Linked DNA regions of Mus musculus: all the other regions are linked to region 6. A link is a loop called in an ENCODE intact Hi-C map of the cell type or tissue named here. Cell type or tissue: heart. All regions are shown on one strand. Each heading gives the region's core, and the rest is flanking DNA. Links, peaks and the distances in the headings are about the cores only. Region 1 has its middle 27 kb from the start of Gm32613. Region 2 has its middle 16 kb from the start of 1700048B10Rik. Region 3 has its middle 28 kb from the start of Gm32613. Region 4 overlaps Spin1 (spindlin 1). Region 5 holds the start of Spin1 (spindlin 1). Region 6 holds the start of Nxnl2 (nucleoredoxin-like 2).

Region 1 (4,871 bases), core at 381-4,380, 210 kb after region 6:
GAGGACAAAGGGACAAGGGGACACGCAACAGAAAAGCTCCCCGAGGACGAGGGCAGGTCATAACAGGACGTGACATCATGACCTAAAACAGAGAAAAAAAATATAAAACTAATTTCCCCAGAGGGTGGGAAGAACGAAGGGAGGTGGTTGGGGAGAAAGATAATTGGTTATGAGCGCTTGTTGTTCATGCATGAAGGTGAGGGGGGTGGGGTGGGCACAACGGACCTGGGTTTGATTACCAGTAACCACAACTGTCGATAACTTCGGTTCTGAGGAGTCCAGTACCTTCTTCTGACCTCCCCAGGGACCAGGTCCTCACATGGTACATAGACAGGCCTCTGAAAAAATAGTCATACACATAAAATATAAAATAAGATTAATTAAAAAAATAACAATGAAGAATTTTATTTTCTGAACAGAAGTTGAGTTTTCGTTTTTAAAATATTTCTGTTTGTACCTCCTACACACAAGGACCACAGTATGCACCCCTGAGACAGAAACAGCTGAGCAGTAGAATCAAGAAGAGTTTCCTCTTGCTTAGCCTGGTGTCCCCAGCCACCTCCAAAATGAGCAGGTAGCCGTAGGGACCAAGCAGAGTCCTGCTCCCACCAAAAATGGCAAGACTTAGTGCCAGCAGGAGGTGAGGGGTGGGGGAGGGGTGTTTTCTGGTGAGGCCAGGAGTTAGCTGGACCCCACCAGGTAGTCAAGTGAGCTCCTAACCCTGACGGCGCCTCCTGCTGAGCACACAGGTTGTTGCTTGGTGACAACCACTTGGGACTCTAACTAAAGGCATCCCATTTACTGGAAACCCACAGATGCACGCAGGTGGCAGCAGGCTGATTGACAGCCTCTGGCTGCTCTCCCTGTGGTTCCCTCCTTTCTGCAAAGCCCATCCTTTAACCCCAAGCAAGAGCTACACAGTTACAACCTTTTCTTGAGACCCCTTTGGCTGAGTGGAGCTCTAGTAACAGTCATCTTTGAATGGCTTCATGGTCTCAGGAGGCTCTCCCTGTTGCTTAACATAATTCTTTGCCTTTCACATTCATTGTTGCCTATGGGTTTCATTCGTTAGACATGAACAGGTGTTGGGCTCTGCTCTTGGGAGCTCTGATGGCCTTGACTGTCCCAAACTTCTGCACTCTTCTGGGTATATATTTTTTAAAAAGTTCATTATTATTACTATCATTCTCATCATCACCATCATTCTCATCATCATGGCTATTCGTGTGCATGATGTATATATGTGTGTCGAGTCCCACTCGACCAGCAAGAAAGATGCAAACACCGGTTCTTCTTTAAGCAGTTTACTCAGACAGCTACTTACTTCAAATCCCCTGCCTCTCTAGTTACAAGTGTTTTTCTCCTCTCCAGCCACAACCACGCCCCCACCAATTACCACAGGTCACATCACCTCACCAGGCAGGCTTTCTCAGCCAATCAGGGATTAAGGGCGGGCCATCCACCAAACATGGGCTTGTTTACTACCTGGAGCAGACTTCCATCCTGCTGACCAGGAAGTCCGGAATGGCTCCCTACATATGTGTGAATGTGAATGTGGCTACCATGTACGATGAAGCATATGCAGAGGTGAGAGGACACCATTTAGAAGATGGCTCCTCTTACCTTGTTGAGGCAGGGTCTTTCTTGTTTTTTCTTGCTTGCATATTTCAGGCTAGCTGACGTTCGGGCTTTTAGCTGATCTCCTGTCACTGCCTCCCACCTCAAACGAGGAGTGCTGGAATGACAGATGAATTCCACATCTGGCTTTTTGCCATGGGTTCTGGGGATTGAACTCAAGTTATCAGGCTTGTGAATAAAGCCATTTCTTGTGGGCAATCACACCCGCAGCTTTCCTGACACTGACATCTCATGCCTGAAATCTGTATTCCCACACTAGCCTCCAGCTTGGCTCTCACAGCACCAACTCAGCTTCGATTGCTTGCAAAGGCTTGGGGCTGCTGCTGCCATTGGACCGTCAGCCCGTGACAGTTATCCCAGATGAGCTGCTCACTAAACATGAGCAGAGATACTGCCTGCTAACAGAGAGGACTTAAGGGTCTCCTGATAACATCCGCTCATCCAGGATCTAATAAAAATACAGCTGTCATAACAGAACCGGGGACAATTACAACTGGAAAAAAGAAATCAGGTTCTGCTGCCAGGAAGAATCAGATACTGGAATTGTCTGGCAACGATCTTAAAGAAGCCATCACGAAAGTGACAGTACATGGTAAATATAGCAGTTAAGAGAACTTGCTGCTTCTGCAGAGGACCTGCATCCCAGCACCTACGCAGAGCAGCGCAGACACCGGAAACTCCGACTTCTGTGGACATGGCGCCCTCTTCTGGCCTTCTCATGGATCTGCACGTATGCATATGCAAGTGCACACAAACACGCATACATGATTTAAAAAGAAAATATTTTTTTAAAAAGAGTAAATCCAATTATGATTTACAAATGAAGAAACAGATTTTAGCAAGAAAACAGCACTCATACCAGAGCCTAGAGGAAGTGATAGAATTGAAGATTAAACTTTGAAACAAAAGAATCTCTCTGGATGGGCTCAATAGAAGAATGTATATTATATGTCAGGGGAAATCAGAGAAAGCAATAGAATATGTACGATCTGAAAAACAGAGGCGAAAAAAACCTAAAATGAAAAAGTGCAGTGCATTAGGGGCCAATGAGAATGCAACAAAAGATCCGACACTCACCTCTTAGGAGTATGCTTAGATATGCTAAGTGACCATATAATAGTACAGGCTTAACAAAATTCATGACAAGATATGTTATATTAATATATTAAGCTAAATATGCTGAGGGACCAGAACATGTCTATGATTTCAGTGGGGACTGTGGCTGAAGCATCACCAGTTCAAGGCCAGCCTGGGCTGCAGAGTGAGACTTTGTCTCAAAACAGAAAGGAATAAGACACAGAGAAGGGCTGGGGATACACACACACACACACACACACACACACACACACACACACGTCATAAGAAGATATTCTTAGGGCCTGGAGGTGACGCTCAGTTGGTAAAGCGCTTGCCTAGCATGCATGAATCCCCCAGTTCAAGCCCAGCATTCATACACTGACTATGGTGGCACATGCTGGGAATCCCAGTCCTTAGGCAGCCGTGCGTGGCAAGAGTGTCAGAAGTTCAAGGTCAGCCTGGGTTATATGAGACTCTGTCCTTAAAATATAAATAACAGGAAGGAAGGGAGGAAGGGAGGGAGGAAGGAAGGAAGGAAGGGAGGGAGGAAGGAAGGGAGGAAGGGAGGAAGGAAGGAAGGAAGGGAGGGAGGAAGGAAGGGAGGAAGGGAGGAAGGGAGGAGGAAGGGAGGGAGGAAGGAAGGAAGGAAGGGAGGGAGGAAGGAAGGGAGGAAGGAAGGAAGGGAGGGAGGAAGGGAGGGAGGAAGGAAGGAAGGAAGGGAGGGAGGAAGGGAGGGAGGAAGGGAGGGAGGAAGGGAGGGAGGAAGGGAGGAAGGGAGGGAGGGAGGAAGGAAGGGAGGAAGGAAGGGAGGGAGGAAGGAAGGAAGGAAGGGAGGGAGGAAGGGAGGGAGGAAGGGAGGAAGGGAGGGAGGGAGGAAGGAAGGGAGGAAGGAAGGGAGGGAGGAAGGAAGGGAGGAAGGGAGGAAGAAAGGGAGGGAGGAAGGAAGGGAGGAAGGGAGGAAGGGAGGAAGGGAGGGAGGAAGGGAGGGAGGAAGGGAGGAAGGGAGGAAGAAAGGAAGGAAGGAAGGGGGGAGGTGGATGGACCGAGAGAAGGAATAAAAATCTAACCATAAGAGGCCACACATGTAAATGAGAATGGAAACATAGGAGAAAGCATTTGACTTTGGGCTTAAGAATTCTTAGACCAGCCGGGCGTGGTGGCACACGCCTTTAATCCCAGCACTGGGGAGGCAGAGGCAGGCGGATTTCTGAGTTCGAGGCCAGCCTGGTCTACAAAGTGAGTTCCAGGACAGCCAGGGCTACACAGAGAAACCCTGTCTCGAAAAACAAAAACAAAAACAAACAAACAAACAAAAAAAAGAATTCTTAGACCTAGGCCCCGAAGTGTGACCCGAAAGAGGAAAGGTGGATAAGCAGGAGCGCATTTCATGATAACACTTTGGTTTCAAACAAACAAACAAACAAACAAACAAACAAAAAACTGCTAAAGGAAGAAAGAGAAGGCACAGACCCGAAGACCACATTTATCAATCCCTGGTTGGGAAAACAGTCTTGTAAGCCTGTAAGCTCAATAGAAATAGCTGATGGGAGACCGGTGACAAGCGTGAGTGTTCATGTTCACTGGTGGCCTTTGCAGATGGTGAGTGGGACAGATGTCCATCCTTGCTCACTGCCAAGGTACAGTCATCAATGCAGAGAGCAGATCCGGTGTAGCAGACTTGTGACTGAACACTATTTTCTACAATAAGCTTATTGGGGCACAGCCCCGTGGGAAACCACGCAGTCCCTGTCTGCTTTCATAACTGAAGCCCATAGCATCTCTCGGGCTCACGCTTGTGTTCTCTGGTATTTTGGTGCACACACAAAACCACAGTCTCACCATGACAACGCCACAGGAGGGTGTCGCTACCTTAACTGTCTCTTGGCCCCCAGTGTTCATCCTTCCTGCCTTCTTTGGTGTTCTCCAAATCCTTATTTATTTATTTATATTTAAATATCAAGTCACGTGTTTTCACTTCAGTAAACAAGGTTGGTTGTCCCAACTGCACAGGATACACTTGTTCTCTTGTCCCGACCCCCTGGCCCAAAGACTTATTTATTATTATACATAAGTACACTGTAGCTATCTTCAGACACACATGAGGAGGGTGTCAGATCTCAATACGGATGGTTGCGAGCCACCATGTGGTTGCTGGG
Region 2 (4,871 bases), core at 593-4,592, 220 kb after region 6:
GAAAATATGAAACAAGTCGAATTAACTAAGAATTAAGGGAAATGTTTGTGTATACTTGCTTGATTCTCACATCTGACAGTTCATGGGCTCCAACGGAACCAGCTCTATCCAAGCAATTGGCACACGCTACCTTTTGGAAATGCAAATCAAAACTACCTTGAAACTGGGCACAGTGGTCTTTGCCTGTCATCCCAGGATTCTGGTGGCTAATGCAGGAGGGTCGCTGTGTACTTAAAGCCATCTTGGGATACATGGTGAGAACCTGTCTCAAATTACCCCCAAACAGGTAAAGTCATGCACTGAGATTCCATTTCACTAGTCAGGATGGTTACCATGAAGAAATCAGTGCATGCTATCAACGACGTGTGCCAGGGGAGGAATCCATTTGCAAAGTCACTAAGAATATAAATTAGTGCAACCAAAGTGGAAATCAGAAAGTTTCTCAGAAATGAAAAAGGAGAACCTTGGTAGGTCTGGCTCACCTACCCCTGGAGAGCTAGATTAAAATACAACAATACTGCTGTACCCATGCTTATCGCTGCTTCATATTCGACAGCCAACGGATGCAATTAGCATAGGTGTCCACCAACAGATGAACGCATAAAGACATAGAGTTTTAGTCAGCCTCAAAGAAGCGTGGAATTGTATCATTTTGAGGGAAATGGATGGCAAAAGGATCTTTGATGGAGCATTGAGTGGTTAGACCACCACGATCCAACTGTTTCTCAATTGCACCACCATCTGGAGACCAGGAACCAGATTCAATACAGGAGCCTTTGGGCTGCCTCATGGTTTGGATACGATTCATGGATATCTAGTGAAGGATGGATGAAAAATGTGACCAGTGATTAAGAGGAACTCAGTCCGGCATCTCCCCAAGAGCTACCGTGAGATGTGCACAGCCCAGTAGAGACAGAAACTTCATCGACCAGAGTATCTGCTTAACAGAGATTGAAATAGGAATGATCTCATTTTGCATGAGTGAGCTCCTCTTTCAGCTCCACGGTATGCAGTGCCAGGGATGGTATTGGGGCTCTGTGCATGCTGGGAAAGCTCTCCATCAACTGGGCTACATACCTAGTTGTTTGATTGGAGACGTAGGGTTGGAGGAGCAGAGAGTCCCACCTCTTGCTTCAAAGGCAGCTTGGAGAAGACTAGCTTCCAGGCAAGTAGGAAGAGGGTCTTAAAACCCACACCCACAGTGACATACCAACAAGGCCACACCTTCGAATAGTGCTGCTCACTGGGCCAAGCATATACAAACTGTCACCACATCTTTGTTTCTCATTCTAGTTCACTTGATGTCCTATCCCTTTAATAAGAATAAAGAAAAAAAATAAAGAAAACCCCACCAAGAATATTTTAGCAGTACCCCCCCCCCCATTCTCCACTTGGATGGAGCACACAACATTCTTTTCAGATACTGTAAAACACTGGCTTTGCAAAAAGTAGGGGTCACATCCCAAACACAGTCCTTTTTTTTTCAAGGTCATTATTTATTTGTTCCTCTTAAAGACTCATTTTTGACTGGACTCAGACTTAGAAATAGAGGCTCTTAGGGAGAACAGCCTACGTCTCTTGGCAATCTGTTCCTGGCGCTTTTCTTTGGCTTCCTCCATTCTCTTGGCCAAAAGTTTAGCGTAATCTGCAGCCTCCTCCTTGTTTTTCTTTGCGTTGTTTCTTCAGAGAAATATGTCAGCGTTTGTGTTGCAGGACCCGTAGAGTAACAAGACATTGATTGAATCTTGGGTGCTTTGGTCCTGGGCTTCTTACCTTCTTTGTTTAAGGGCTTCCTGACAACATACTGGCGGACATCATCTTTTTGGAGAGATTAAAAAGCTTTCGGATTCTACTAGTTCTTTTAAGTCCCAACCGACAAGGCACAGTAGTATCTGTCAGTCCAGGAATATCCTTCTCTCCTTTCTTTACAATGACCAAGTTGAGAACACTGAGATTAGCGTCCACAATGCATCTGCGAACAGACTTGCGCTTCCTCTCTCCAGTTCTCCTTAGTCTGTAACAGGAATGCCCCCTATTCAACAGCAGGCGCACTCTGCCATGGGTCAGAACACCTTGCTTCATGGGAAAACCTTGCTTGTCATTCCCACTGCTGATCCGGACCACACAACCCTTTCGCTCTTCACCAAGAGCAGCAGCAGCAGCAATTTCTGTATCCATGCGCTTCTCATAGAACGTGTAAAGCTTGCGTTCGTCATCCACTTCAATGCATTTCTGACAGCCAGTGGCAGGGAAGGAGATGTTTAGCTTCATCTTGACACAGCTGATGGCCTAGGAGGCGTCACAAAAAAGAGAGCCCCAACACAGTCTTTCAATTTAACCCCCAAGAGAAGCAACCATTATCAGTCCTAGAGACTGCATGGACACTTCCATGAAGACAGTATCTAAGGTGTTTGTGTTGTCGTAGCACAGTGTGTGACCCCCATGTTCACAACCACAGAGACTTTGCAGAGCACCATTGATGTGTGTCTCGAGCCTGTGATGGGAACACCAGCAACAGAATGGCTTTGCTTTCCTGGTCACCAGCATCAAAGCTTTTTTCACTAAACTTTCTTCCAGGTTATGAGGAACGTGTGAATGTCAGGAGAGGGGATGAAGGGGTCTCACAGCGAGTGCCGGTCTGAGCTGAAGCATCCCTGGGAGAAACACCTGAGGATGTGTAAGAGGTGCTTGCTGTTCCACACCCATATCACCAGATGTGTCACACTACAGTTTTGTCTCTAAAATGCTTATCCTTTTCCTACAGTGCCACCTGCTGTCAGCTTCTAATATTGCAGTCTTCCCCATTGCTTGATCCACTCCTGGCCTGAGGTGAAATCAGAAAGGGAAGTTACTCTCTCACTACAGCAACTGTTGGTGGAGCACTTGGCACAGAAACACTAAAATGTACAGTGAAGGAGGAGGATCAAGGATCTTAAGGTCACCCTCTGCTCCAAATCCAGAAATCATCTGTTTCCTTCTAATCTAATAGAATGCACACTAGGTGACCTCAGGGAGTTATCCAGGAAAATTGAGCAGGATGAAAGTGCCAGACAGAATGGTGCACGCCATATTCTCAGTTACTCAGAATTCTGAAGCAGGAGGATTAATTGAACACAGGAGTTTAAGGCCAGTCTCTTAAACTAGCCAGAAATGGTGTCTCCTACCTGTAATTCCAACACCCAGGAGGCTTAGGTAGGAGGGTAGGAGTTGAAGGCCAGAGGGGATTCAAAGCAAGTTATAGGCTTTCTTGAACTATATAATGAGTCCCTGTCTAAAAAAATGAAACAAAAACCCCTGTATGTAGAAAGATAGATGATTGATAGACAATATAGACAGATATTTGATAGATAAGAGACAGGTATATATGTGATAGACAGAGGATAAGAATAGATTAAGTAGATTATCAGTGATATAAGATAAATAAATGCTTGATCATGGATAGTAGCTAAAAGGTAGATAGATAGACAGACAGACTGATCTGGCAACATAAGCAGAGGAAGAGAATACAGACTCTGTCTACTGGCTGGTTGTGTGTCAACCTGACACAAGCTGAACTTATCACAGAGAACGAAGCCTCCCTTGAGGAAATGCCTCCATGAGATCCAGCTGCAAGGCATTTTCTCAATTGGTGATCAAGGTGGGTGGGAGGTCGGGGGTGGGGGGTGGGGGTGGGGGTGGGGGTTGGGAAGGGCCCCCTGGGCTGGTAGTCCTGGGTTCTATGAGAAAGCAAGCTGAGTAAGTCAAGGGAAGCAAGCCAGTAAGCAGCACCCTCCATGGCCTCTGCATCAGCTCCTGCCTCCAGGTTCCTGCCCTGTGTGAGTTCGTGTCCTGACTTCCTTTGGTGATGAACAGCAGTGTGGAAGTGTGAGCTGAATAAAACTTTTCCTCTTCAATTTGCTTCCTGGTCATGATGTTTTGTGTAGGAATACAAACCCTGACTAAGACAAACTGCTACCAGCATAGTGGGGTATTCCTGTGATAACCTGACCATGTTTTGGGAGAACTGTGGAAGGACTTTGGAACTTTGAACTAGAAGAGCCATTGGAATGTTAAGAGCTCTGTGGGATGTTGTGTAGGAGCTTGGAAGATAATGTTGAGAGAAGTGCAAATGATGGAGACCTGGCTTGTGAAATTTCAGAGGGAAGATTAAGACTCTTATCAGGGCCGTTGCTATTTTGATTGTGAAGATTCTGTGGTTTTGGCTAGCTGGGGCTGAAGAATCAGCTGTGATTAACAAGATACCAGAACTACTAAAGCGAAACCTTTGCATTACTGAGATTATTGGTGCTGGTTAGCTGGAACTAAGAAGTTAGTGGTGATTAAGAAGAGACCAGCATCAAATATTCTGGGAAATGTTTCCTGAGAGCACAAAGAGGCTGTGTTCCAGAGATAGCCAAGGTTGTACCTCGTGCTACAGCTGGACTTGGAAATGTGTAAGAGTCACCCAGGTGATACTGGTTTTGAAGACATGAAGTAGTCATGAAGAGCAGCTGAGGTTCTGTGCTGTGAGAGGCCATGGAAGGCCACTAGTGAAAGTGCAGCCTCAGTTGCAATTGATGTCCCAGGACTGAAGGGGTCATGCAAAGGAGTTGAGGCTTGGCACCATGAAGAGAGCCTATGAGAGGCTATTCGTGAGTTCCAGTACTGTCTTAGTCAGGGTTTCCATTCCTGCAGAAAATAACATGACCAAGAAAGGGTTTATTCAGCTTACACTTTCACATTGCTGTTCATCACCAAAGGAAGTCAGGACTTGAACTCAAGCATGTCAGGAAGCAGGAGTTAATGCAGAGGCCATGGAGGGATGTTCCTTACTGGCTTGCTTCCCCTGGCTTGCTCAGCTTGCTTTCTTATAGAACCCAAGACTACCAGCC
Region 3 (4,871 bases), core at 299-4,298, 150 kb after region 6:
GTTTCATTTTCTATTACGTGAGATATACGAGAGGCCAAGGTTCCTTGGAACCTCACCAGTGTTTCGGATCATGCTTATTTCTCATTTTAGCCATTTGGATGTAAATCTGCGCTGAAATTGACTGTGGCCGGAAGAGCTAATGATCCAAACGCTTTTCCATGACCACTTTGGTTAAATGCCTGCATGTGCCTTCATTTCTTAAATGATCTTTTGTTTTGTTTTTTGTTTTTCCGAGACAGGTTTTCTCTGTGTAGCCCTGGCTGTCCTGGAACTCACTCTGTAGACCAGGCTGGCCTCAAACACAGAAATCCGCCTGCCTCTGCCTCCCGAGTGCTGGGATTAAAGGCGTGTGCTACCACTGCCCGGCCATTTCTTAAATGATCTTTTTTTGAATTGTTGAATTTTAGGGCTCTGTATATTATAGTTACAAGGTCTTCGTTGGGTACGTGGCTGCAGATATTTCACATCTGTAAACAATCCATTTGTCTTTCCTTTCTTTTTTCTTCCTTTTATTCCCTTTTGAGACAAGATCTCATGTATCTCAGGATGATTTTAAACTCGAAATATAGGGCTCTCGCTCCCTCTCTCTCTCTCACCTCTCTGTCTCTCTCTCACCTCTCTCTCTCTCTCTCTCCTCTCTCTCTCCTGTCTCTTTCTCTCTCACCCTCTCTCTCCTCTCTCTCTCTCACCTCTCTCTCTCTTTCTCTCTCTCTCTCTCTCTCTCTCTCTCTCTCTCTCTCTCACACACACACACACACACACACACACACACACACACACCACACAGAGTTGATGGCTAAAGCTGCAGGTCCCTGCCAGCCCTAGAACAAGGTAGACAACAACCAACACTCCACAGTGTGCTGTGTGGCAGCATTTTGAGGATACAAGTGTGCAATAAATTCCTCGAGTTGGGCTGGAGAGATGGCTCAGCGGTTAAGAGCACTGACTGCTTTTCCAAAGGTCCGGAGTTCAAATCCCAGCAACCACATGGTAGCTCACAACCATCTGCGATGAGATCTGATGCCCTCTTCTGGTGTGTCTGAAGACAGCTACAGTGTACTCATATATAATAATAAATAAATCTTAAACAAAAAAATTCCCCGAGTTATTCCGGGCATGCATTGCAGGCTTTTGTCCAAGGTTTGCCTGTATGTTCAGAACCCATTGGCTAGGTACACTAAATGGATTTTCAAATTGGAATTTTTTTTTCCTTACAATGGGCTTATGGGGAACCCAACCCATCACACATCAAGGAATATCTGTATTGAGGAACTCCACGGGGCTGGAGTGTGGTTCAGTCAGTAAATAGCTTGCCTTGCAACCATGGAGACCAAAGTTCAGTCCCTATGCTGGGCGTGAGGACTTGGAGAGATAGCTCAGCATCTCAGTCCAGGTAAGACCAAAGGACTGCTCCTGTAAAGGACGTGAGCTCAATTCCCAGCACACACCTGGCAGCCTGCAACTACCAGTAACTCCTGTTTTGTGGGATCTGATGCTCTCTTCTGATCTCTGAGGGCACCAGACACACATGTGGTGCACATACATATATGCAAGCAGCTATAAAAAACATTAAAAAATCTTTTTAAAAAAATCTGGCCGTGGTGCTGTGCACTGGTAATCCCAGAAGTGCAGAGGGGAGGGGACACAGGAGAATCCCCAGAGATCACTTGGCACTCATTCTAGCCTAGCTGGTGAGTTCCAGGCTATCAAGAGATCATGTCTTAAGAGAGGTGGACAGAGTTCCCGGGGATGACACCTGAGGTTGTTCTTCTGCCTCTGCATGCATGTGTACATGAACACACACACACACACACAAACACATGTACAGCGCATGCACACATGAGCTTGAGTGCCTCTGACCACCCAAAGGAACATCAATTTAATTGAAAATTACTATTATGGCATAAAATGACACTTATCGTGTGGTCATGTGTGCATTTCTTTTGTGCTTGAATGCGTTTGCGGTGTGCATGTGTGTATGTGGGTACACATGTTTTTACATTTGTGAGTACACACAAAAGTGGGTATGTATACGCACATGTACACACATGTCAGGGCCCCATACCTGACTAGTCCTGGGGAAACCCTTCTTTTTCATCTCCGGAGGCTGTAATCAGAGATGAGCCCCCATGCCCTTTCAGCATTTCTGTGGGGTTTCTAGGGATCCAAACCCTGGCCTTCTGCTTACATGGCCAGCACTTAACTGTTGAGCTATCCCCCGGGTCCATATGTATGTTTCTCTATTAACAGTGAATAACCTCTCGGGGCAGTCTGACTAATTATGACATCATTGAGACTGTAAACACCACTTCAAGGAATGACAACCAACCAAGGTCTCTTTTACTGACGAAACCACTGGTATGAGCATGGCTTCTCACCCCATTCACAGTGGGAAGAAGTGCTTAGAAACTGGTGAAAATAAAAACAGTATTTTTTTATACAAAAATAAATTTTGGGGGACTCAGGATATTCATATGTAACACTCCTCCTCCATGTAAAGTTTCTCTGAGACTTAGTCTCTTTCTGAGGCCACACTGAGGCTCACTCTACCTGCCAATAGTCTGGGCATAGTCCCCCTGGCTTTTCTCAAGTGTCTCTCACTACTTTACAAAGATGACTGGTTTTTACCTTTATGTATCGTGTGTGCACTCACACATGAACGTGAGAGCCAATAGAGGCTGGGGGTGGGGTGGGCGGTCAGAAGCTGCGTTTGCGGAATACTGTGAGTCTCCAGACACAGGTGCTGGGAACCAAACCCAGGTCCTTTGCAAGAGCAGTAAGTGCTCTTAATATCTGGGCTCTATCCGCATCCCCTCCAGACTTGATCAAGCAAGCAGACACTTGGGTGCAGAGATAGTCCATGCTGCACAGCATGTCCCAAAGAGAAGAAAGAGCCCCAAGCCTCACCCGGCCACCACTCTGACCGATTGGAAACAGCTGGTTGGAACGGTATGAAAAGTACCAGGCCGCTTGGTCGGCTTCCCACGCAGATGCATAGATAATCAAGAATTCCAGAACTATGGGAACCCTCCCTGTTCAGGAACGGCAAAGACACATGTGGCAGCTGAGTAACGGGACTGTCTAAAAGGACTCGGGGGACTAGAGGGATGTGAGTGTCTCAGCTGAGGGAGTCAATCTCTACGGTACCTTAGCTTCACTCACAGGGCATGCTGGTGACACAGAAAACATGAGGCAGGACACACTCTGAAGCCCCACATTCTGGGAGCTGTACAGCCTGGCCCAAAAGGAGGCGCCTCAGCTGGACCCCCAAATGAGCATCTCTTCATAAGAACAGGGAGTTTTCAGGACAGTACTTTGATGGATGGCTGACATCCCCCAACCCTGCCCACATATCTAGCAACGCACACACATGGATACGAAGTGAGATAATAGAGAACAGATTGAAAGTGGGCCAGGGAGGAGGGGGAAGCACTGCAGAGGTCAGAGTTCAAGTAGCTTTCTTTTTTGGAAGGCGAATGCGGCACTTACTTCTCTGCTCTGATTTTCACAGGCCTGAACTATGCAAGCAGAGAAATATTTATGGCTGCCCTCCAGCAGAGCAGATCCAGTCATGGGAGCCCACGAGGAATGTTTCTGCATACCAGTTAGCTGCCACCTCCAATTACCTTCAAATTCACCTTAGCTGGGGAGAGGGTGGGGGAGGGGAAGACAAAGGGGTGGGGGGTAATACGGAGCTCAAGGTTTTCCGGATCTCCTGACAGGATCTGCAGCAGAGCAGCCTAAGGGTTGCTTTCCTGTTTTGACTGGTCACATCCCACTCTCATTCTGAGGCTGCCTCGGTTTTTGTCCCGAGCCGTGAGGATGGGGTGGGAACCACTGGGTTCCTTTCTGTGCGACCTGGTGAGTCTGGGTCCGACTCTTTGCAGATGGAAGACACTGCACGTACTTGTCTTCCAAGGATCCATGCAAATGATTATGGAGGACGGGGGATCTAGCTCAGCTGCGAGCAAGATGCACAAAGTTCTGGAATTTGATCCCCAGCACCACAAAAAACCAGTGTGATGGTGCACGCCTGTAGTCCCAGTACATGTGATCGAAACATGTGGATTGGAAAGTTCAAGGTCCATTCTTGAGTGCATCGTGAACCGTAGGCTAGTCTGGGCAAGGTGAGCCTATCTGAGGAGTGTTGACTAACAAGCCTGCAAGGTGCTTCTGAAACGAGCATCAGCGTGTCTCTTTAGGGCCTGAACTCCAGCAGGGACTCCCTTTACCAAGCCAGACAGTGCTCACCCATCCATCCCAGATGTCTCTGAGTGTCTCCAGGGCTCTGTGGGCTCTGAATGCTGGGTAAAAGCAACCATCTCTGTGGCTTTCACTGCAAGGGATGTGGCTATCCCTGATGTTCTCAAGGCTTTAACCTGACACCTAGCCGAGGCTCATTGTCCAGAGGAAAGAACCCCACGCCCTTTCTCACGTGAACAAGCCCAGTAAGTGTACGAGTGCCTCTGCTGCCTCCCTTGTGTTCCGCAGAGCCTGTGAGGGCAGGAGGATGGATTATCATACCCCCTGTGTCTCCCATGCACTCAGCAATCTACACAGTTTTCGGATGTTACCTTTTATTTTTCTTGCTCTGATATGATACTATACAAAAGCAATTTAAAGAGTGGGGTGGAGGGAGATTTCTTTTGGTTTAAAGGTTTTTTTTTTTTATCTTATGTATATGTATATGAGTACATTGTAGCTGTCTTCAGACACACCAGAAGAGGGCATCAGATCCCGTTACAGATGGTTGTGAGCCAACATGTGGTTGAACTCAGGACCTCTGGAAGAGCGGTCAGTGCTCTTAACCGCTGAGCCATCTCTCCAGCCCCTTTTTTGGTTTATAGTTCCAGGTTTACAACTTGTAGTCT
Region 4 (4,871 bases), core at 366-4,365, 49 kb after region 6:
TCAAAGGACTGATGAGCCAGAGGCCATGCACGAAGTCCAGAGCTCCGAGAAACTACACCATAACCAAGACAAATTTCCAGTTTCGGCCCAACTTGTACAGTTTAAGTTGTTCCTGCTCCTCTGTCTTTATCACAAGTAAAACACTAAAAAATCTCAACCATGCTTCTAAGATTGATCAGAGAATATAAAGTCACAAGACAAGAGAGGAAAGGATGGCAACCTAGATAGTCAGAGCCCGCACAGGAAGCTGTATAGAAGAACTTCAACTGGTGCTGCTGGAGTTAGTAGAGCCCAGTCAGCCAGTGGGATTGAGGCACACTCTTAAAGGGGCCCACACTTTAGTTCTGTCTGTAAAGGCTGATAATCTGACCAAGCTGTCCTGTGCCCTAAGGCAGGACACTCTAAAGTATAGGTTTGACCAAAGGTTGAGCTAATCACAGAACCAGCAAATGAGCTAATGGATAGAGTGAAGGACACACACACACACACACACACACACACAATAAAAAAAACAGACCTACCGGTAGGAGGAAACAAAACAAAATCATTATAAACAAAGAAAAAAGCCAGGCATGGCTGCACACATACAATCCCAGAAGTGGGGAACAGGAGGAACATATCTAAGTTCAAGGCCAGCAAAGGGTAGGTCTGAGGCTCCCTAGGGTGAGACTTTTATCTACAAAAGCTGGACTTCTTTAAATTGGAAATACTCTGTGTGCTGACTGTGATGCCCATGGGCAAGAGAACCAAGGACATAGGCCAGCCTGGGCAACAAGTTCTGAAACACTAGCAACTTCACTTAAACCTTATCACAGACTTTTTCCAATGTTCAAATGCCACAATTAAGTACTGAAGAGTATTATTTGTCAGCACAGTATGTGCAACACCTGTGATCCCAAGGCAGGAGGATCAACATGTTCAAGATTCTGTGGCCAAAAGGAAGGGAGAAAGGAAAAGGCAGGCAGGGTAGCTGGTTCATTTGCTAATTTTATAAAACATTTCACATGGTCTCTTTTTGTTTGGGGAAAGAAGGTTTTAAAAACCTCCACTTTTAAACCAGGTGGTGGTGGCATATGACTTTAATAATCCCAGCGCTGGAGAGTCAGAGTTCAAGGCCAGCCTGGTTTACAGAGTGAGTTCCAAGACAGCCAAGGAAAGGAACAGTCTCAAAAATCTACCCTTTTACTCCTGTTGTTTTTAGTCATGTGCCACAAAAACAAAACAAACAAACAAACAAAAAATGGAGTGGATTACTGTTGTAGAGGAGGTGTACAGGCAGGCTTGGCTTTTGTTGTTTTTGAGACAAGACTTCATATAGTCCAGGATGGCCTGGAACTCGCTGTGTAATAAAGGACGGCCTAGAATTCCTGGTCTTCCTGACTCCATTTCAGAGCACTGGAATTACAGGCTCAATGAGGTCAATTTCAGATCCAAAGCAATACAGCTGCTTTAAATAAGCATACACAACTGAGTAAGATCCTCCTCCTGCCCTAAAGCCACCCAATCTCCTAAATCTCACTAAATCCAACAAGCTAACATCTCGCCTTCTTCTCGAAAAAATAAAGCCTTGATTCCACTATACTCTTGAAATGTACTTGTTTAGCACTTATTAGGTTATACAGAAAACAATTATCTGGCATAAGACATCAAAGCTCTTGTTTCACGTGCAGCAAGGTATAAATCACGGTGAAGGAAGGGCCCCCACGGCCCAGGCGAAACCACTGTTCTAAAAGGTACAGCACACTGACACACACAGCGCTCCGTGCTTACCTGCATCAGCTCTGGACCGTTGGCCAGGTGTCTTCCCGAATGGGGTCTTCATTCATCTGTATCTATGTGAGCAGCAGAGCTGCTGGACTAGGGTGAAAATCCAATGTTCTCAGCTATGAGGCTGCCCACAGGTTCGTGTTAATCCACCATCCAGATGTCTCCTTTACAAGTTCAGCAAAAACACACGGGATCCCAAGCACTCTGTAAAATGAGCATCAAGACAGCAAATGCCTAGTGAGCCTCTAAATGTAATCGGAAATGTAAGCCTAATTCTCAACTAAAGGCACTGATCCCTGGAGCAATGACAATGCAAAGGCAACGCCTCACAGTGAGAAGGGGATGTCGGGACGGGTCAGACCCCGTAGGGAGAAGAGGCTGTGCAGGGACTAGAGAGCCCCGTCCTAAATAAACCACCTTGCTGCTAGGGCCCAGGGTAGGTGCAGGATCACAGGAGAGGTGATCAGGGTACATACAGGTCAATCAGGGAGGGAAGATGCATCTGGCAGACCAGGACTTGGGAAAAAGACAATATAACCTTGTTTTCCCCTTTCTGCCCCCAACCTCTCAAAAAGAACCATTAAACCCAAGAGAACTTCCAAGAAAAACGTTCCCACCCATGCAGATGCTAAATTGTTTCACAAAAGCAGTACAAACTTGATTTACATCAAGTTTGGTTCCAGAAACTCTGAAGCCCAGGTAGTAAACCGTTTCCATATCTTTCCCAATCAGGCATTTTTCCAACGGCTAAAGTGTCCTGGTGCTGCTGCTCCTGTGGTCAGGCTTGCATGTTACTTGTAACTGCTAAATGAACAATTTCAGAGTTCTGTGTATCATTACCACTCCATGGCGTTATTCAGTCTCTAGCTGAGATTACAAGGACATCACAACCCACTAGGTCCTCCCTGCTGTATTTAGTTTCCCCCAGCCTTCCTGCCCGTGGCCCAGCTCCCCTTCTGCTGTGCTTACAGATAAAGCACTAAACTTGAAGGCAAGACATTCAAGCTCTTCTGTCATGTTCAACTCTCTTGTATGTAACCTGAGCAGCATTCAGCACTACTACTACTAGCCAGAACCCAGCACACAGGCTTGCTGTGCACTACAAAGGACTTCCCACTGAGGCACTGTCCTGAGGCCCTCAGGCTCAGCCCTGTCATTAGTTCAGCCAATTCTAACCTTCCTCTAGTGAATTTCATCACTAGAGCATCCTCAGCATATAATAAACTTGATGCAGTGTATCACAACTTTAAAGGCCAACTCCTGGGGCTGGAAAATAGCAGAAGAGCCAGGCTTAAGTTCCAGCACCAACTCAGAGGCTACAATGCAGAAGCTACAATTCCAAGAGATTTGACACTCTCCTCTGACCTTGGGACCAGGTAGACACATGGTACACACACAGGAAGGCAAAGCACCCACTACACATAAAATAAAAGCAAATCTTTTTTTTGTTTGTTTGTTTGACAGGATCTTTCTGTATAACCAGCCCTTGCTGGCCTCAAACTCAGAGACATACCAGCCTCTGCCTCCCAAGGTTTTCTGAAGTGTGTGTGTGTCCTTCTCACTAGGTTTCAACTATCATGGCAACATTTTCTGTTGCTATTTGAAGTTGAATTTAACAAACCTTTAAGAGAAACTGAGGACTTGAAGCACGGGTCTTCTGTTTTCTGTTGTCGTGTGTATATACATTGTTTACGAGCATGCAGAACAGGGGTGCAGAAATCTGAGGGCAGCCTGGAGTGTCCATCAGTCTTCACCCTGCCCTGTCTGTCTTCTTTAGCTGTGCCTGACCCCATGAGCTGCTGGGGATCCTCCCATCCTCATCTTCCCAGGGGACTGCTGGACGAGATACGAAAGCTATGTCTGCTTTACATGACAAGGACCTTTTACCGCAAAATAATGTGCAGTAAAGTTCCTAGAAAAAAAAAGCCACACCTACTGCTGACTAATTACAACTTCATGATTGTGGAAAGAGCCAAAATGCCAAGTTCTATCTTGAGTAGCTTTAGTCCCTTTACAGACCACTCACAGTCCCCCTAAGTGTCTGACCTAGCTTCCTCACGATGTAAAACCTTTTGGAATATACATACAGAAAGTCTTCATAGAGTACTTGAAACTTGTAACAGATTACCATCTTTGCTGTAGCTTGCCTACCTGATATTTCCACCAATATACTTGAAAATGTCTTGCCTTATGATTTTTTTTGTTCCCAATCCATAAAAATTCTGTTTCCACATTGATACACGGCATTCAGATTAGTCTTTCATAGGCCAGCCACGTTGGTAACAATGCAACATTCTTTCTTATCTTCCAGAGGAACCATCAGTCTAGGCTCCTCCCAACTCCTGTTTAAAACCATCAGGAAATGCAGTCCCCTCGCCAAGACAATGAGTGCTTTGAAAAGTCAGATAAAGAACAGCATTCTGAAAGTAGAACTGCTCTTTTGACTGAACTAATTTAATTCATTCAAGTTTTCTAGAGACACAGATCATCTTTAAGTTATCTTATTATGGTGGTTAGTTTAGTAAAGAAAAAAAAATTAAACAAATGCAGTCGTTTCTAGGATAGCAGATGCTCCTCCCTACCCCAGTGCTCCAGGAAAGTCACCAAGTGGAGATTACTGCCACGTTGCTAAAAAGGATCAGGCGGCTGGAGAGGTGGATCAGTGATCAAGAGCACAGCCTGATCTTCCTCGGTTAAATTCATAGCATCCACATCACATATAGCTCATAGCCATCTGTAACTCCAGTTCCAATGTATCTGACACCCTTTTATGGCTCCTCCAGCTATGGTGGAAATGCATAAAGGAAAGCAATACACCCACATATACATTTAACAACAACAAAAATAAGGTAAGAAATGGAGACCAGACAACAGAAAGGTTCTTAGGTTACCTACTCTCTCTCCCTACACATGCGACCAGGACCCTGACTATGGTGAGAACACACTCAGGAAATCAGTTAAGTACTCACAGCTGACCCTTCACTCTACAAGCTAGGGTCAAACGATCGGAGACTCAAAACATGCACAAGATACAGTGACTATAGAAAATATTCACCAACACACAAAACCTTTCACAGTAATACAGAGTTGGGGGAGATTCTCTC
Region 5 (4,871 bases), core at 359-4,358, 71 kb after region 6:
AAACTAAGTTGTTATCTGACCTTCAGAAAAATCAAAGACAACCACATTTCCCCAACAGGCCAGTTCAATCCACAGGACAAGAGTCCCTCAGTGAGGTGCTCTCACTCAGTTTTGATCCTCGGCGAACGCCATCCAGAAGTGACTGGATGTGGAACTAGCTGTTTTCCTATGGGATTTTCCCGGCTTCCACTTTTCGAGGGAAGCAACGTTCAGGCCACAGCTCCCTTTCATCCTTTGTCTTCAGCCCTCTACTGCCCCATAAAAGGAAGTCCCAGGCTCACTAAGAGCAGTATTTTTCAGAGTTCCCAAAATGAAAATGTGAAATGTGATCCTAAGGAGAGAAGAAGAGGGCACCTCATCCCTCAGAATGACAGACCGGCAGGGCCTCAGGCACAGGGCTGGCCGAGCATACCGCCTCAGACTGCTGTTTGCTCTGGAGCTGGCAATTAAAGACACTACCTAAACAGCCACCCAGCCTCTATCCACAGATTGGGGGCACATGCTGGGGGTGTATCCACAACATGAAAGAAATGCCTTCATTCCCTAAAACAACCTATTCTATTTAAGGAACGTTTACATGGTAGGTAGTTTGTTGTACTAGGAGGCAAAACCTGGAGTCCAACATGTATGTGCAGGACAACTGCTCTACCACAGACTTCTGACTTTTTGAAACAGGACCTTAAATTATACAAGCTGTCCTTAAACTTCCAACCCTCCTCAACAACTAGGGTTACAATCCTGTTACTAGGCCTGGTGAAGGGTGACCACCCTATCCTATGTAAGAGATGGGCAGCATCAGAGCTTAGCTATCCCAGAAAGGCTTAAAGCACCTCCTTTGAACACTAAAGTGGGCTTGACTAGAGAAATTCCATAGTGAAAATCTATTTTTAAAAAACCTTAAGCATGGCTCAGCGGTTAAGAGCACTCACTGGCTGTTCTTCCAAAGGACCCGTGTTTGATTCCCAGCACTCCCATTGTCTAACTCCAGTCCCGGGAGTTCAGAGCCCTCTTCTGGACTCCTTGAGCACCAGACACACATGTGGTACACAGACAAATATGCAGACAAAACATCCACACACATATATTTCAAAAATCCTAAGTATAAAAAGACAGCCCCTCACTCGATTGTACTCCAGGCGGAAAAAGGAGAGTGGCGCAAGGCCAGTCTAGAGTACAGGAGACCTCATACAAATTCACTTAGACTGAAAGCCTTTTGCTTGATCCATTTCTTAGGCATGTCAAAGTAGGATTTTAAAGCTAATTTCGTTTTACTTATTGAGAGAAACACTACACGTTTTTATAAACATAGCAGGCTACGTTAATACACAATTACCAAATCTGATAACGGACATCCTGTAAATCGTGTTCACCCATTAACTAATACTGAAGGGGTTAAAAAGGCTAAAGATGTGCCTCTTCTATCTTTCCAAAATTTCACCACCTCAGAAGTGCGCTCAGGATGTATAGGTAAAAAAACGTCTAAGATCCGGTTTCATTTTCACTCTCTAACAAAAGCTATGCAGAAGGCAATTACTCTCCATCAATCCTTTCAGGCTGCAGCTTCTTCCAGAAAATTCCAAGGAAAGTTAGTGAGGCATTCGCATTTCGATACGGATACCATCTTTCTCGCTAGTCACACTAAAATCCTTTACAACACTTGAACGAATCTTGTATTGCTTTTGGATGTACACGATAAATAAACAAGCCTTTAAACCAGAAGTAAGACTGCACGCGCGCGCGCACACACACACACACACACAGAGAGAAAAATCCTTACAAAACCCGAAACCCAATTCATAGACCATCGAAACCAAATCAATATAAAAACAATTGCGTAAACAAACTTTGAGATGCGCAGGCAACGTCGTGGATGACTGAAGCCATTTCTCAACCCGACACCCCCCGCCTCCCGGAAAGGCCCAGAACGCACCATCCGTGCAGGAAGCCGCCAGGGACCGCGACCCCCGGCGCTGCGCAGTATCCGCACCGCACATCTATCGGGCGCATTCGGGGAGGCAAACCCAAGGTCACGCAGGCCCGCGCCCCGAGCCCCCCAGGCAGGGCGTCACCGGGATGACCCGTCGCGGGGGTCCCGCCACGCCCCTCCCCCGCCCGGTTACGCAATGCCCCCGCCCCCGCCCCCCGCCCGGCACGGAACAAAGCGCGCGGGAAGCGGCCGCGGGGCTGGGGCAGGGACCCCGCGAGCGCCATGTTGGCGGGGGCGGCGGGGACCGGGCGGGGGCGACGAACAAAGGAACTCGCGCACGCCCCGGCCCCAGCCCGCCGCGCCCCGGCCCCACCGAGCCCGGCCGGCAGGGGGCGCTGAGGGGCGCCGCCCGCGGACAATGCGCCCGGGGCCCCGCGGGCTATGCTCACCTGGGTCCGCGCGCCGTGAGAGGCCCACTCGCTTCCCCCCTCACGGCCCTGCAGCCAGCCCCACGCGCGTCTCACCTGTCGGCCACCGAGGCTGCCCACGGGGCCGCCGTGGTTCGCTCGTGCTCCCCGCCGGCCCAGCCCGAGCCAGACGGCGCCTCCCCACCCCCGCTCCTCGCCGCGGCCGCCGCCCGCCCCCCGGCCGCCACGGCGCACGCGCACTGCGCCCGCCGAACTGCGACGGCCGCGCCGCCCCGGCGCCCGGCGCCGCCGGACGCACTGCGCAGGCGCGGGTGGGAGGCGGGCCCTGGCGGCGGGGGCGGGGCCTGGCGCTGCTCACCTGGAGGGTGGGGCGCGCACCCGGAGCGGCGAGGTACACGCTGGGGAGCCGCGGGCCTGGCGTAGAGCCGGCCTCTCTTACAAGCGGAGCAGGGTCGGGAAGACGAACGGAGAGTAGCGGGCGTTGGTATTTACTCTTGCACGGGAGGACGGCTTCCAGGAGCTATCCTGACTCTTTGTCCTGGGACCTTACGTCTGCTGTCTCGGGTAGCTGCCTGGCTAGCTGCGGAGATGCAGGAGGCTAGGTCACATGACCGTGCGCCGCGCAGGTGCACTTTCCTGCGGAGCAGCAGCTTTGGACTGCAGGACGCGAGCCCTTTAAAAATATGGATAGGCTCCCCCATGCTCCCTTGAAGACACACCGCCTTGCTGTACGCCGCACTGCGCAGTGGCTGAGGAACTAGGCTCAGCTTGCAAAGCTCAGGGCCTCCTGCGAACACCTGCTGAGGGTGGCTGCTGCAAACACCTAGCCTTGGCCTAGCTGCAGCCGCTGCTCTAGAAGTCACCCCGGGCTCCTCGCGAGGCTGCAAGCCAAGACTTCCCACGATCGCACGAGAATCCGTGCGACTCTGGTTCCAGTTAAGATCGCCTATTGAGGATCTGTTTGGCTGTGGGCAAGGAAAGAGAGAAAAAGAAAACGTCCGGGATGGTTTGGTTTGAGGGGAAGTGAAATACGGGACCTGAAGCTTCGTCTGGGTCTCCTTCCCTCCTTTAACCCAGTGTCTGGATCCAGGCGGTCACCGACCTGGTTCCTCGAGTGCTGTAGCACTGCCGCATTGTAATAAGCCTCCTGCCAGAGTGTTGCCAGGTCGAATTACAAGACGTTATTGGAAAGCCCTTTGCGCACTCCAAACCTGCAGCACGGCTCTTAGTTCGCTGTGCTCTTTGGGATTCCATTGGCACTTTTTTTTTTTTTTTCAAAATAAGATTGATATGTGCCTGCTCAAATTAAAATGCTTGTCTCAGATGACATTCTTGGCAGGAGCAACGTAGTCACAGACCGAAGAGAGGGCTAATTTCAGTAGAGATGCAGCCAGCCTGGAGATCACTGAGAGAAGATTAGCTTTTGTTGTGTTTAATGTTTGATCGTGGAGGCTGACAGGAACAAGGAAGGGTGTGATAGGGAAGGAGGCTGGAGTGACAGTATGGAACACTTCCGTTTCCTTGGTGACACGCCTGGTTTTTTTTGGTTTGTTTTTTTTTTTCTGTTCTCTAGAGGAACAGAACTTACAAAATGAATATATACATATGGAAAGAGTATGTATTAGAATACCTCACAGGCTTTGATCAAGTTAGTCCAGCAATGGCTGTCTACCCACAGAAGGTCCAGGAATTCAGTAGTTGTTCAGTACTGAAAGCTGAATGTCTCATCTGGTCTTCAGCATACGCTGGAATCTCAAGCAGGCTATAATGTGAGTGAAGGAATGGACTTGCTAGTGAGACAGCAAAGAGCAAAAACTTCCTTATTCCGTGTCCTTTAAATAAGCTGCCAACAAGTGTGCCCCAGATTAAAGGTATGTCTTCCTACCTCAGAAGATCCACATTAACCGTGTCTCTTCCCACCTCAAAAGGTCTGGATTAAAGGTATATTTTTTTTACCTCAAAGATCCATATCAAATGGTTTAATTAAGCAGAAATCCATCACTGGTGGGCCCATCCATTTTGGAGTTTTGATTCCTGATGTCAAGTTGACAAAAATGGCCTTCACATCTGCCTAGCACTTACTGACATTTTGGGACCTGGTAACTTGGGGAAAAGAGTATTGGGTTGTTTTGCTTGAACCAGGGCCTCACTATCTAGCTGGGTAAGCCCACGCAGGCCTGTAATTTAAGGTCTTCCTGTGTAAGCCTCCCCAATACCTGGCCTCGTGCATGGTAGGGCATTTGGTGTCATCCTTGGCTTCTACCTATCTGAGGCCACTTGCAGACCCAACTGACCAATCAACCCTTCAAGCCTTGCTTTCTCCCACTTCTTCACAACCTCAGGTTTAAATTTGCCTCGACTGATGGTCTCCAGCAACCTGTCAAAAATAACACGGGCTACATTCTAGATTTATGAATGCCTAAATTGGACTCAGGGACAGAGTTGGTTTTTGTTTTTAAGATGAGGTCTCATATAGCTCAGGCTGGTCAGAACTTTTATACAGCCAAAGACAATCC
Region 6 (4,871 bases), core at 350-4,349:
TCTACTTTCCTTCCTTCCTTCCTTCCTTCCTTCCTTCCTTCCTTCCTTCCTTCCTTCCTTCCTTCCTTTCTCTCACTCTTTCTCTCTTTCTTTCTTTCTCTCTTTCTTTCTCTCTTTCTTTCTTCCTTTCTTTCTTCCTTTCTTTCTTTCTTTCTTTCTTTCTTTCTTTCTTTCTTTCAGATTTATTTATGTATTATATGTGAGTACACTGTAGCTGTCTTCAGACATCCCAGAAGAGGGCATCAGATCTCATTACGGATGGTTGTGAGCCACCATGTGGTTGCTGGAATTTGAACCCAGGACTTTCAGAAAAACAGTCAGTGCTCTTAACCGCTGAGCCATCTCTCCGACCCGTTGGTCTACTTTTCTACAACTCCAAACATATCAGGGAGGGGTACCCTAACACCTAGCAAGGTCCCAAAAGGCAGATCAGAGGCTAGGCCAGTAGGAGGATGGGAAGGTGCCTGCTAGGCACCATGGACACTGCCCACATCCCAGCCTATGAGGACCAGCATTGCAGTGATGTCACTCTAAGCTCTTCAAAGGTTCTCGTGGGAGTGGCAACCTGTAGCATGAACATCTGCAGTTGCTTAGAGACCTGGTTCCACTGTGTATGGTAATGCATGTCTATAAAGTTAGTACTCAGGAGGCTGAGGCAGGAAGGTCTCTTTCTAGGCAGATAAACTCAGTCACAGAGAAGGGGATAAGACGAAGGCCAGAAGGATGCGACAGATGTCGTAGTTATTCTCTTAAGACAGTTCTCTCACCTAAGCTAAAGCTGGCTGTTTCAGCTGGCCTGGCTGGCTGACCAGTGAGCTCCCAGGATCTGGCTGACTCCACCCCTTCTGGCTGACTCCATCCCTTCATTACTAGGGTTACATGCAGCCCTGTGTTTGTTTTTGTTTAACTTATGTGCTGGGGATTTGAACTTAGGTCTTCACACTTGCACGCTTACTCGCTGAGCCAGCGCCCCATTCTCCCTTACGTTGCTTTTGTCAAATATTTTGTCACAGCAATAAGAAAAGTAATATATACCGAGCCCTTTCACAGACTAGGTCAAGCTCATTCTCCGAGCATCTTTTTACTTAGTCATAAAACGTCTTTCCTACCATCCTCGCCAGCAACCCAGCGCCCTAGTCTCCAGAGGGGCAGAGTTCTCCGCCTAATTAGTGCCACCAGCACCATCTCAACTGCAAAACAAGTGTGTCCCTTAAAGCTACATGTAATTGAGTGTGCCACTGAGTCAAGTCACATTTTAAAGCACAGCCCTTGAAGCAGTTCTCAAGGGAGTCCTTACGCAAAGGCGATCAGCTGTCACTTAGACTTACTATCAATGGGATTTTCATGGTACCAGCATGAGTAAGGCCTCAAGCCTGCCCCAAGGCTAAGCAGCTTCCCCAGGGTTCTCCACCTCCCAGGGAATCACCAAAGAGAATGAGTTTAGGAAACCCCCAGGGAGGTGGTTCCGACAGTAAAGAGCTTTGCGAGCATGAGGGCATAAATTCGGTCCCGAAAAACCACATATAAAACACTCATAATCCCAGAGCTGAGAAGGCAGAGACTGATGTCCTAGGGCTCACTGGCCCGCTAGCCTAGCCAGCTAAGTGAATTACAGGAGAGTGCAAGGCCCTGTCTCAAAAAAGCAAGGTGGTGACATCTGCGAAATAATAGCAGAGGTTGTCTACTGACATGCATGCACAAGTGCACACTTGTGAACGTGCACACACGGACACATACACACAGAGAGAGAATAAGGGGGCTTCTAGTTATTATGAATCCATGGGACATCTCAAAGTTGGCTTTGCTTCGTTTTCCAGAAAGGATTCACCGGTAGCATCGCAACTTGGATAACAAAGCCAGGACCCAGAGTTAAAGGATACCCAGGAACTGACATCTGTCCTAGAAGCGGGCAGGTCTGGGGGACGTGTGTTATGAGATCTCCATCTGGACTCTTCCATACCCACCTCTCACCCTTTATTGCTTCTTCTCCTGAAACTCTCAAGCCCTGCCTGCTCTAACATCTGTAGTTAGGGAACTCCATTGCTGTAGGTAAAAATAAGTCGCAGAGATGGCTAGCTAATATTTGACCTAGCTCTTCCCGCTATGAGCGCTATGAGGCCCTCCCCACTTCTCCCGGGGTACATCCGCTCCCCCCAACTCAGCTCTGTGGATAAGGCGGGGATCCACAGCGTCAGGAGGGTGGCTTCCCACCCTTCCTTCTGCCCACTGATCAAGGAGCCTAGCTAAGGGATGCCAGCCAGCATCAGTACCAGTCCTGGGGCTCCTGAGACATGTGAATTCCTGACACTCCAATCGTAAAAGGCAGAAAACGCTGGCAGACCGGAGCCCCGTGGATGCTGAAACCAAGATTCGGGGGAATTGGCCCACATTGAGATCTGAACAGCAAAAAAGGCCAGATAGAAAGTTAAGGGCTCTGAAACAATAGCACGGTACAGGTGCAGTCCTGGGGGAGCCAGAGCGCCAGCCCCATGACCCCTGGGTCCCCACTCACTGCCGGTAGGGGTCGTGGAAGGGCAATGCCAGCCAGGAGCCGTGCAGCTCGCGCATGAAGTCCAACATCTCCTCCGCACTGCCGTCTGCCGACACGAAAACCACCTCGAAGGGAGCGGGCCGCCGCGCCTCGCTCACCAGCTCCGTGTAGAAGTCGCAGAGCAGCGGCGTGAAGTCGCGGCTGGGCGAGCACCGGCCCGCCGCAAAGTACAAAGCTACCACCTTGTTCTGCAGCGCCACCTCGGCCTCCACCACCGTGCCCTCCCGGGTCACCAGGCGCCGCCCGCCCAGCACGTCCACCATCGCCACGAGCTCGGCGTGAAGAGGACACAGTGGAGAGACGAGCCCTGGGCTGCACGGCCACCTGTTAGCTGGAAGATGACACTGAGCCTCCCGCAGCACTAGGCGCCTCTCAGCCCCGCCTTCTGCTGGAACAGCTCACCTTGAGCCGAAGGGAGGAGAGAGCACAGTGGCCACTCCAGAAGCTGCGACAGCAGCGATGACAGCTGGGTGCCCCGCACCAAAAAGCAGAGCCACGCCATCAACCTCTCCCACCCTCTATTTTATCCTGCCTTGCAAACCCTCTCTACCCACCAGAGTCCTTAACATCCACCAGAGCCCTGCCCCGCTCCACCTGCGCCCCGCCCACCGGCATCCTGTCTCGCTCACCCACAACTAGTCCGGACATCCGAGGCTTGTTCGGGTCCACGCCCCCATCCCACCCCACGGGCCCAGTTCCACACCACCTAATCCACTCCTGCTCTGTTCTGCGGACCGGAGTTCTGTTCCGCCCACCAGCCCCTCCCCACCTCACCCAAAAGAGCCTAGACTCACCAGGGTTCTGCCCCGCCCACTGCCCCTACTCCTCCATCCACGCCACGCCCCTCACCCTCCCTTGGAGAATCTTCCAGCCCTAGATAAGCCTTACAGCTTTCCTGGCTCCAGCTGGCCATCTCCAATCCGCCCTCCCAATCCAGAAAAGCATTCCCTCATTGAGCCTGGAGCCCCCACCCCCACCCCCCACCCCCGAAGCTGTTGTGTCTGCTTAGGGCCTCTGAAAAGGGTTGAGGAAGCTAAAGGGTTCTTCTACCTCTAATCGAAATAGGCAGGCTATGGGGAGCCTGGGCTCTTGTGTTCCGGATGTATACCTCCACCGCCCATATCCTGGAGTTCTGGAAGAAAATTGAGGGCAGATCTCAACGTTGACGGAGGAGAGCCAGAGTGCTAAAGATACGCAGGCGCTGTGACGGTCCAGAAGTTTTTACAGTAAGAAAGTTTCAGCTCCCTGCCAAGCTGGAGGAGGCACTCTTGTGGGTCAGCGTGTACCGGCACACCCAAAACCTTAGGGATCTAGATAACTAACCCTCAAGAGCAGTATTTTAAAAATTAAAGAGTAGGATCTGGAAAGATGGCTGAGTCATTAAGAGCGCTGGCTGGTGGCTCTTGCCGAGGACGCGTGTTCTTTTGTCAGCACCCTCAAGGTGGCTTACAAAACTTCTGAAACTCCAGTTCTAAGGGATCACACACCCTCTTCTGGCTTCTAAGGGCACCAGGCACACATATGGTACAATGCGGGCAACGCATTCATACACATAAAGTAAGAATAAATAAAACATATTGCAAAAAGGTTGTAGGAAATTATTGAAACTTAGAGGCGGTGACGGAAACCAGCATATAGGATCCCAGATCATGCCACTTTGGTGCGCTGGTTGTTTGGAGTTCTAAGCACTCTGAAAACAGCAAACCGAGGAGAGGTTTCTCTGTGCTTCCCCGTTGTGCCCTCAAGGCAGGTTTGCCGAGAGAACTGAACTGCCATCGACAGAGACTTTCACAATTCCCAGACAAACTGCCTGAGCCTCCTCTATCTCATGTGTATTCCTCCAAGGACCTGTTCATCTCCAGTAAGTGAGCTACGCCTGCCTTTCCCCTGTGGGGGTGGACTAAATCCCTCGACCCTGTCACATTCACCGGTAGTCACTTTTCTATCCCCATATCAACTGCTAAAGAGTGGTTTTCCCCTATGCACCTGCCAAGTGTCAGCTTATTCAACAGACACCATGGAATGTCTGTCCAGCCTGATTTTGGAAGCCTTCAGCTGCCCTCCCGCAGAGGCAGCCTATCATCTGCAGGGGTGATGGGACTCTACATTGCCTGGGTGCCCAACTTGACTGGTCCCCTCTCAGAGCTTCAGTGGACTCTGTAGAGACTTGGAGGGATCGTGACTTTCGATGTAGAACTTCAGGGGCCAGCAAGCTGGCTCTGTGGCTTTAGATATTTGTGGTTAAGTTCTAAGCCTGACCACCTGAGTTTGTCCCCTGATCTCAGTGGAAGGAGCAATCTTACTCCCAAAGGTTATCCTC

What was found. A loop is a pair of places that touch in the nucleus more often than their neighbours do. Peaks named below come from ENCODE experiments on the same cell type or tissue, not always from the same donor. Only the 100,000 strongest peaks of a DNase experiment are listed, where the experiment ranks them.
Region 1: a loop joins it to region 6, with 3 times the contacts of the local background. A loop is called at or near these places in 13 of 42 quality-filtered maps.
Region 2: a loop joins it to region 6, with 4 times the contacts of the local background. A loop is called at or near these places in 14 of 42 quality-filtered maps.
Region 3: a loop joins it to region 6, with 4 times the contacts of the local background. A loop is called at or near these places in 2 of 42 quality-filtered maps.
Region 4: it touches region 6 in a loop (2.4-fold over the local background); 3 of 42 quality-filtered maps call a loop at or near these places.
Region 5: a loop joins it to region 6, with 6 times the contacts of the local background. A loop is called at or near these places in 8 of 42 quality-filtered maps.

Annotation. Positions count from the first base shown.
Region 1 is chr13:50,961,737-50,966,607 of GRCm38, reverse strand. No RefSeq gene overlaps it. Among named protein-coding and RNA genes, the nearest start is that of Gm32613, 27 kb to the left of the region's middle. In heart, for the core only: a CTCF peak has its summit at 2,354 (motif pointing left); no DNase peak of the experiment used is centred there.
Region 2 is chr13:50,947,622-50,952,492 of GRCm38, reverse strand. It overlaps the pseudogene Gm8779. Among named protein-coding and RNA genes, the nearest start is that of 1700048B10Rik, 16 kb to the right of the region's middle. In heart, for the core only: a CTCF peak has its summit at 2,783 (motif pointing left); a DNase peak (open chromatin) is centred at 2,772.
Region 3 is chr13:51,016,704-51,021,574 of GRCm38, reverse strand. No RefSeq gene overlaps it. Among named protein-coding and RNA genes, the nearest start is that of Gm32613, 28 kb to the right of the region's middle. In heart, for the core only: no CTCF peak of the experiment used is centred there; no DNase peak of the experiment used is centred there; H3K27ac peaks cover 1,383 bases.
Region 4 is chr13:51,120,188-51,125,058 of GRCm38, reverse strand. It overlaps Spin1 (spindlin 1), which reads right to left. Exons shown (of 6, transcript NM_146043.4): 2 at 1,771-1,971. The coding sequence starts at 1,822. Among named protein-coding and RNA genes, the nearest start is that of Spin1, 22 kb to the right of the region's middle. In heart, for the core only: no CTCF peak of the experiment used is centred there; no DNase peak of the experiment used is centred there; H3K27ac peaks cover 1,970 bases.
Region 5 is chr13:51,098,571-51,103,441 of GRCm38, reverse strand. It overlaps Spin1 (spindlin 1), which reads right to left and starts at 2,562. Exons shown (of 6, transcript NM_146043.4): 1 at 2,452-2,562. It overlaps 9430083A17Rik (RIKEN cDNA 9430083A17 gene), which reads left to right and starts at 2,715. Exons shown (of 1, transcript NR_029463.1): 1 at 2,715-4,871. In heart, for the core only: a CTCF peak has its summit at 2,338 (motif pointing right); DNase peaks (open chromatin) are centred at 2,011 and 2,691; H3K4me3 peaks cover 3,556 bases; H3K27ac peaks cover 2,664 bases.
Region 6 is chr13:51,169,266-51,174,136 of GRCm38, reverse strand. Nxnl2 (nucleoredoxin-like 2) reads right to left here and starts at 3,112. Exons shown (of 2, transcript NM_029173.4): 1 at 2,513-3,112. The coding sequence starts at 2,814. In heart, for the core only: a CTCF peak has its summit at 2,520; DNase peaks (open chromatin) are centred at 3,226 and 3,716; H3K4me3 peaks cover 1,738 bases; H3K27ac peaks cover 1,421 bases; H3K27me3 peaks cover 2,084 bases.